Linked DNA regions of Homo sapiens: region 2 is linked to region 1. Evidence: chromatin contacts called from ENCODE Hi-C or POLR2A ChIA-PET data. All regions are on one chromosome and are shown on one strand. The core of a region is the stretch at or near the end of the contact, and the rest is flanking DNA. Distances in the headings are between cores, read along the strand shown.

Region 1 (4,415 bases), core at 1,125-3,624:
GGCTCCTGAAAATTGGGTGCATGCACTTCTGACTTCAGGGGTGAGGATGGTAACTGTGTTTCACAGAGAAATTGCCATGGTTCTATCAGAGAGCGCCCTTGGCTGACAGAGCCTGCTGGTTAGTTTCCCTTGGGAAACTACTTAATAAATTAGCATACTCATTTTAATTCCAGCTGTTTAGGAGTTTACCATGGCCATTAACAGACGTGGAATCTTTCCATTACAGTCAATACTATCTCTTATACCTTGCAATAGAAAATATCCTTTTCCCACTTTGTGCTTGAGAAAAATACCTCATTAATACCTGGGCTTGAACAATGAGTGGGAAATAAGCAGGAGGTTAGTTTGCTATTGCGTGACATTTATACATTCCAGGAAAATTTAGTACTTGGGTATACATGCAAAGTTAGGGTTTGATGGTGACAATGAGCTCCATTATTCAAAAGTTGTGGAACAAATTGTTTTTGAGCACCCATGTATGTGCTGTGTGCCAGGGATGGTTCTGAGTGCTGTAGTTACACATCAGTCCACATGGGGCTGAAATTCTGGTGAGGGAAGGGTAGGGATACAGACTGCCTTCCCTCCAGGAACTTAAAATTTGATGGCTTACCTAGCACCACCTCATACCCCCACCCCCAACGCATCTTCTGGTTATTGTGAAGACTATGAATCTTTCCTTCTTGGGCAGTCTTTGAAACCAATGGTGTATCCTCACCTAGTGAACAGTTTGCATATTTGCATATTTGGGTTTCTTTCCTTCACTTCCAGCTTTCCTGGAAATGCCCCTTCTGGTCATTTCCTCTACAAGTTACACAGAGAAATTTAGATTTCATTGTGTCAAAGCAAGGATGTATACAGAAAAAAGGGAGAAGGAGGTAGCATTTGAGGTTAATGGTGGATTTTTTCATGTTTTGGTTTGTGTTTGAACAAAATTACTAGTCAGTGTTGGTTTAGAATACTGTTTTTCAAACAGTAAGTTTCCCATGAAATCACCTTAGCATTTAAAAAAATGAAATAAAATAGAATGTATGATAGTGTATTGCAGGGAGTCATAGTAAAGTTGGTAATTTTTAAAACTTTAGTTTTATATGTATGGTGGGTTGCAACATAAAGTTTACTTCTCACTATGGGTCGCTGTTATAAAAGATTGAAAAGCACTGATTTAAATCCTGTTTAGTGCTGCCTGGAGTACGTAAGGGAATTTATGACCATGAGGACAGAAACCGGAGAAGAACAAAGGAGCCGTGTGGAAGAGAAGGCCTGCCTTGAAGGAACTGTTCAAATCCAATGATATTTTACTCCTCTTTAAAATGTCTTGTATGAATATATTTAAGTGGCATTAATACACACCACTAGGAATGGGGTATACAATGAAAAGGGGATAGCTTCTCTTCACCAAGTAAGCCTATTCCTACTTCAGGGCTTTTGCCCTTCTGTAACCTCTGCTTGGAAGCAAGTGTCTGGTTCCTTCTCATCATTCCAGACTCAGTTCAACTCTCACCAGCTCAGAGAAGCTGTCCCCCACCACCCTTCCTAAAGTAAAGTAACAGCACTGCACCCCAACTCCAGCACTCCTGGTGTATTGTTTTCTTAGTGCTTGTCACTATCTGACATTATCTTATTTAGTCCTCTATTTTTGGTCCCTCTGAAATGTAGGCGGGAGTTCTTGCCTGTTTTTTAACTCTATAACCTATTGCCTGGAACATGCCTGGGATGGAGTAGGTTCTCAAATATTGAATGAATGAATGAATGAATGTTTATGACAACAACACAACCCATACCTAATCCAACTCCCATTTTACAGTTGAGAAAATTGAAGCCCAGAGAGGTTAAGTGATTTGCCTCAGACCCAGTGAGAAACTTATGAACAGGGTTTTGTTCTTTCTTGTGACACCAGACTAGTTCCCCGCCCCCTTTTTTAATGCTTAAAATAATTTGAAATAAAAGGAAAGGAAGGAGCTCCCACCTCCCTGAAACTTAAAGGGTTTCCTATTGACAAGTCTCTTATTGCACTTCCTTAGAATTAAGGACATAAGTAAACTGGGAAATCATCAAAACCCCCTTACTTATGAGTCTTCTTTTGTAGACAGGGTTTTGTATTGTTTTGTTTCAATGACATACTATTGGGTTCTGCAGAGCAGGGTAGTGACAGAATCCATGTCTCCTCACTCCACATCCAGTGCTCTTTCCTTCCTCTTAGTTGTGGTGATGCACGCAGAAGGATGACTGAGGTCTCAAAAATGGGATGACAATCAGCTATCCCTAATTCAGATAAGATTGAGAGGCAAATTTAAAAATGCACAATGTTTAGGTGGGATTTAAAACCTAGCACTGACCTTCACTTTGCGATGGGTTTAGAAAACTAATCTCTCTCTTGGTATCTGTGGAGGATGATGAGCTTGGATGCTGTCAGGAACTATCTTTGGTGTCACAGCATGGAAGGGCCTGGGGAGTCCTGATGGAAACACTCTAGTGACTGGATCCTTGCTCCATCTCAGAGCTGGGGGCTCAAGACAGACCTCCAGCACCTGGTCCAGCCCTCCACTGTGATGTCATCACCTGGGACAGCCATATCCCCAGTAGTTCGCATTGTGCCTGGCACAAATAAATGCTTGAAACATGCAGAGAGGGTGAGGGGCTCTACCCAAAAACCAGAACTACTCCCAGAAGTGCCCCTTCCATGGGCAGCCCCTGCTCATCTGGTGTCAGTGTGCTTCTCACAGTCCTGCCCTGGGCTTGTATTCCGTCTTGTGCGTGAACACTCTTAATAAATTCAAGGGCCATAGATGGAGTAAAGAAAGGTTCTGGGGTTGGTGCCTTTGATGTCAGATTAGGAGTCCTGCTTGCAGAAGTTCATGTTTCTCTTAAATTCTTATCTTCTTGCCTACTCTAACTCTGGTGCACAGGACTGGACAGTTTTCCCTCTTATGAGAGCGGGCCACAAACAGTCGGCTTTCTCTCTTCTGCTTCTCCAGGACCTTAGTGCATCACTGTAGCCCTCTTGCTCCTGTTCAAAAGGCTCTGTGGACCTGTTGCCAAGTGGGGTGGGAGGGGGGGCACTGCCTCAGTGTACTCTTCCTCCTAAATGGAATATAATTACACATCTTTTTCTCTGTGTTTGTCCCTGAGGCTTCCTGTCCTTCATGGGACGTGTTCCTCCATGTCTAGCCTGTTCCCTGTCTCTGGAGACTCAGCCTATTTTGACGCTTTTCTTTAAAAATAGCTTTATTGGCCAGGCATGGTGGCTCAGGCCTGTAATCCCAGCACTTTGGGAGGCCAAGGCAGGCGGATCACCTGAGGTCAGGAGTTCGAGACCAGCCTGGCCAACGTGGTGAAACCCCATCTCTACTAAAAATACAAAAATTAGCCGGGCATGGTGGCGGGCGCCTGTAATCCCAGCTACTCGGGAGGCTGAGGCAGGAGAATCGCTTAAACCCAGGAGGCGGAGGTTGCAGTGAGCCAAGATCACACCATTGCACTCCAGCCTGGGTGACAAGAGTGAAGCTTCGTCTCAAAAATTAAATAAAATAAAATAAAAATAGCTTTATTAAGGTATAAGTGACATACATCAACTGTACATAGTTAAAATGTACAATTTGATGAGTTTTGACATATGTATGGCATATGTATGTGTTTTGACACACCTGTGAAACCATCATGAACATCAAGATAATGAACATATTTAGCATCCCCAAAAGTATCCTTGCACTCCTTTGTAATACCACCATCTTGTCCCTAGGCAACCAACTGATCTGATTTCTATGTTATAGATTAGTTTATGCCTTCTAAAATTAACATAAGTGGAATCACAGTATGTGTGGATTTTTGTGTGGCTTCTTTAACTCAGAAAGTGATTATTTTGAGATTCATCCATGTTATTGTATATATCAGTGGTTCGTTTGAACTCTTGCTGAGTAGTGTTCCATTTTGTGGATATACCATTTTCATCTGTTGTTATACATGTGCATTGTTTCTAGGTTTTGGCTATTACAAATAACATTGTTATGGACACATGTATACACTTTATCTATTTATTTTTGGGGTGAAGTTTTGCTCTTGTCACCCAGGCTGGAGTGCAATGATGCTATCTTGGCTCACTGCCACCTCCGCCTGCTCAGTTCAAGTGATTCTCCTGCCTCAGCCTCCTGAGTAGCTGGGATTACAGGCAGCCACCATCATGCCTGGCTAATTTTTGTATTTTTGTAGAGACGGGGTGTCACCATGTTGGTCAAGCTGATCTTGAACTCCTGACCTCAGGTAATCCGCCCACCTTCGCCTCCCAAAGTGCTGGGATTACAGGTGTGAGCCACTGTGCCGGGCCTGAATATACACTTTCATTTCTCTTGGGTAAATAACTAGAAATAAGAACGGCTTGATCACGTGGTAGGTGTATGTTTACCTGTGTAAGAAGCTGC
Region 2 (4,415 bases), core at 684-3,183, 110 kb before region 1:
AAAATTATCTTTACCTAAGCCAATAGGGGACCCAGACCTGCCCTGTGTTTTCCTTGGGTACCTACTCTGCCAGGTGGTAAGCTGGGGTGGTCCCTGGCCCAGTGGAGCTCATGTCCTAATGGGAGACAAACAAGGAAGCGGATATGTAAACAAGACAATTACAGCCAATAAGTGCCATGAAGGACATACTAAGAGTGATTATAAAGGAAAGTGACCTCACAGATAAGATGGGTGGGGAGGGGTGTGCAATGACGACTGTTGAAATGACATCTGAGCTGAAACCAGAAGGGCAGGAGTGAAAAAAGCCACATAAGAGGGTGAGGCATTGGAGGCACAATGAGAAAAACAAGGATGAGGTGATCTTTAAAATTGACCATTTAGGACTAGTTTGTAATGATAAATTATTCTCACTTCTTTAAAAATGATCTATTTCTTCAGCAACATGGATAAAACTGGAGATCACTGTGTTAAATAAAATAAGCCAAGCACAAAAAGACAAAAATTGTGTGTTCTCAGTCATCTCTGGGAGCTAAAAAAGTGGATCTTATAAAATTTGAGAGTAGATTGGTGGTCGACAGAGGCCAGGGCAGGTATGGCGAAGGAGGGGATGAAGAGTTTGATCAAGGGTACAAATATACAGTTTGAGAGGAAATAAGATCTACTGTTTGGATGCTGGCAAGGCTGTGGAGAAATAGGAACACTTTTACACTGTTGGTGGGAGTATAAATTAGTTTAACCATTGTGGAAGACAGTGTGGTGATTCCTCAAGGATCTAGAACCAGAAATACCATTTGACCCAGGAATCCCATTACTGGGAATATACACAAAGGATTATAAATCATTCTACTATAAAGACCCATATACACCTATGTTTATTGCAGCACTATTTACAATAGCAAAGACTTGGAACCAACCCAAATGCTTATCAATGATATACTAAATAAAGAAAATGTGGCACATATATACCATGGAATACTATACAGCCATAAAAATAATGAGTTCATGTCCTTTGCAGAGACATGGATGAAGCTGGAAGCCATCATTCTCAGCATACTAACACAGGAACAGAAAACCAAATACCTCATGTTCTCACTTATAAGTGGGAGTTGAACAATGAGAACACATGGACCCAGGGAGGGGAACATCACATACAGGGGCCTGTTGGGGGGTGGGGGGTAAGGGAAGGGAGAGCATTAGGACAAATACCTAATGCATGAAGGGCTTAAAACCTAGATGACAGGTTGATAGGTGCGGCAAACCACCATGGCACATGTATACCTATGTAACAAACCTGCACATTCTGCACATGTATCCCGGAACTTAAAGTAAAAAAAAAAAAAAAAAAGATTTGATAGATCAGTAGGTGAATCTAGTTTACATTCATCTACTGTATATTTCAAAAGAGGTAGAAGAGAATAAATTGAAGGTTTCTAGCATAAATACAAATATTTAAGGTGATGGATATCCCAATTACACCCATCTCATCTTTACAAATTATATGACTGTATTAAATTATCTCATGTACCCCCTAAAAATGATCAGTTTAAGAGTCTAGTCTCAGATTTTGCTATCTAAAATATACTATCATACATTCTGGGGTAAATTGCCTTTAATACTTGATGTCCTGCTTTTTATCTTTTTAAATACAGATTTTTTTCTTTTAATTGCTTACTTACAAATAATTAGGAAGATATTCACATGCAAATCGCATAAAGATGTCAGAGAAACTCCCTAGTCCAGCTTCCTCCAAGAGTATCTTCCTCCAAGATACTCTTCTGAGTTGTAGAATTTTAACATTAATAAAAAATGAACCACTTTTTACTCTGGCACCATGCTCTTTCCCCCTTGCAACCTCACTCATTCTCTCTCCTATTCATCACTAGTTCATTTTTCCCAACTCTCTATCAGATTTGGCACTCACTTTTTATTTACCGTTTGACTCTGCAGACCCATTTAATTTGCTGAGTCACCTTGGACTTCAGTTTCTGCACCTATAAAATTATGTGGCTGGCCTAGATTATCTATAAAGTCTTTTTCAAGTCTAACATTTTTCTGGTCTACAATTCACTATCTACAAACCCCCCACTTATATATATTATCAGTCATCTCTCCACCTCCTTACTCCCTGAGTGTGTTGGCCTGCATATGTCTGGTGCCTATAATTTGAGGATATGAGTCTGTGTGAAGAAGGTGATGAAAGCAGGTGGAAGGAGGGTGTTGAGTGTATGTGAGCTCCACAGAGGTGGCAGGACAGCAGGGAGTCAGTAGGGGCCCATGGGGAATTGGGGTCAGCATGGATGGAGCTACGGGACACTTCAATTTCAATTACTACCTCCTTGAAAAATGAAGCTACTTTACAACATGATCTATGACTTTAAGTAAAAAAAAAAAAAAAAAAAAAAATCCTCACAAACCATGCGAAGACAATCTGTACACATTCAAAGTGACATACTGATTTGTCACCAGCTGGTTGACAGTAAGCAGTGCTGACCAGAAGTGATAGGACTGGCTACCCTGAGGCCCTTCATGTCACCTTAGTGTCTGCTGCCCACGAACTGCCTCCCTTCATAAAGCAGGAAGGCTGTGCTGCCAGTCACTTACTGTCCCTATTGAGCACAGTACAGTATAGTCATTAAGAAGATGAGTTCTGGGTTCAACTCCCAGCTCTACCATTTATTTGTTGTATGACCTTAACTAAGTCACTTGAATTCTCTAAACTTACTTCATAGGTTTTATGAAAATTGAATATAAAATATCTGGCATATAGCAAGTGTTTAATATGCTACCAGTTACTACTGTTGTATAGTTGATAAGACTTTGGTGTTAATTAACTTGCATTTGCATCTGTAAGTATGAAATGAAAGCCTGTGAACAATTTTCAGATGTCAACAAGTAGGTGGAAAGACATTTTGGGGCAGAAGATTCTGAAGCATGCGACAATGGTAGCAGTAGTAGTAGTGATGATGATGATGATGATGGTGATGATGATGATGATGATAGCTACCACTTATTAAGAACTAACAAGGGGCCAGGCACTATGAGGCTGGCTGGAATGCTTAGCTCTCTCGGGTAGGACAACACTTAAGTCCCTGGTCCTTCTCAGTGCTGGGTGATGAATCAGAAGCTGGAGATAGGAATGTTACCAAGAGAGAAGGGGACATAGAACCAATGAGAAAGAAACAGCAGGCCGAGCGTGGTGGCTCACACCTGTAATCCCAGCACTTTGGGAGGCTGAAGCGGGAGAATCATGAGGTCAGGTGTTTGAGACAAGCCTAGCCATCATGGTGAAACCACATCTCTACTAAATATACAAAAAATTAGCTAGGCATAGTGGAAGGTGCCTGTAATCCCAGCTACTCAGGAGGCTGAGGCAGGAGAATCCCTTGAACCCAGGAGGCGGAGGTTGCAGTGAGCTGGGATTGTGCCACTGCACTCCAGCCTGGGTGGCAGAGTGAGACTCCGTCTCAGAAGAAAAAAAATAAAAGTAAAGAAACTGCAAAGCATTAGAGTGGGTGCTTTGACAGTTAATGGACTAGTTCTTCAAGGATGAATGAGAGTTTTCCAGAAGGAAAGATGGGGTAACAGTATTTCCAGCAAAGAGAACAGCAGTCCCAAGGCAAAAAGCTGTGGATGGCCTGGCTGTTCAGGGAAGAACAGATGTTTCATTGTGTGGCATAGACTTCAGAGACCTGAGGACAGATCTGGTAAGAAGAATCTTCTATGGTAAGCAAATTGGAAGGGGATGGAATTTACATTAAATGAGTACCTACGATCTGTCAGGTGCTCTGGGTACTTCATATACATGAACTCAGTAATCCCCAAACATCCTATGAGTAGGAATCATTCTCTCTCTCTTACAGATAGGGAATCCAAGTTCAATAAAGGTTGACATTTCCAGAATCTCACAGTTACTTAGTGCAGAACTGGTGTTACACCCTTTGGTGTTCCTGACTCCTAAGCCCATGTTCTTCTTGCTGCCCCCACAACCTCCTCTTGTACCTTAGAGAGTTCTCGAAGAAAGGCGAGCCCACTTGGCTTCTCCTGTTAGTCAGTTGCCAGGTGGCAACTGACTAATCTATTGATAATAATGTTAGTAATGTTAGACATCCTATACAACGGCATGGTGTTCTGTAGATTACAAATCATTTTTGGTGTGTGGCTTTGGGCAAGTTATTCATCTACTCTGTGCCTCGGTTTTCTCATCTGAATTACGTGGTACCCACCTTATATGGTTTCCATGAGAAAAAATTAAGTCATAGGAATAAAGTGCTTAGAAAGCCCCCGAACATAGTTCTGTAAATGTTGGTTCCAGAGTTGCCACTAGTTTCAGCAGCTCATTCAGGTTTTATATATAAGGTACTTTCTCCATTTTACAGGTGAAAAAACAGGCTCAGAGAAGTTTGTAAACTGCCCAG

Evidence for each region. Hi-C counts contacts between places; a loop is a spot of excess contacts on that map. ChIA-PET counts read pairs that join two places held with the same protein, here RNA polymerase II (POLR2A). Pooled maps may share reads with other maps.
Region 2: a map of heart left ventricle shows a loop between it and region 1 (1.8-fold over the local background). The contact joins the enhancer-like site here to the promoter of IQCJ-SCHIP1-AS1 in region 1. A Hi-C loop is called at or near these places in 4 of 168 maps with a recorded cell type or tissue (PC-3, cardiac septum and heart left ventricle) and 3 of 50 pooled maps. POLR2A ChIA-PET finds 5 or more read pairs at or near these places in 2 of 52 experiments (MCF 10A and Panc1).

What each region holds. Positions count from the first base shown.
Region 1 is chr3:159,766,238-159,770,652 of GRCh38, forward strand. IQCJ-SCHIP1-AS1 (IQCJ-SCHIP1 readthrough antisense RNA 1) reads right to left here and starts at 2,375. Exons shown (of 3, transcript NR_121669.1): 1 at 2,337-2,375; 2 at 2,067-2,262. All of the region lies in intron 4 of IQCJ-SCHIP1 (IQCJ-SCHIP1 readthrough), which reads left to right. All of the region lies in intron 2 of SCHIP1 (schwannomin interacting protein 1), which reads left to right.
Region 2 is chr3:159,652,423-159,656,837 of GRCh38, forward strand. The region is part of intron 4 of IQCJ-SCHIP1 (IQCJ-SCHIP1 readthrough); the gene reads left to right. All of the region lies in intron 1 of SCHIP1 (schwannomin interacting protein 1), which reads left to right. Among named protein-coding and RNA genes, the nearest start is that of IQCJ-SCHIP1-AS1, 110 kb to the right of the region's middle. Within about 2 kb of position 1,934, at least 2 of the 41 ENCODE cell types and tissues checked have a DNase peak (open chromatin) inside an H3K27ac peak, as active enhancers do; they include PC-3, where a contact is called at or near this core.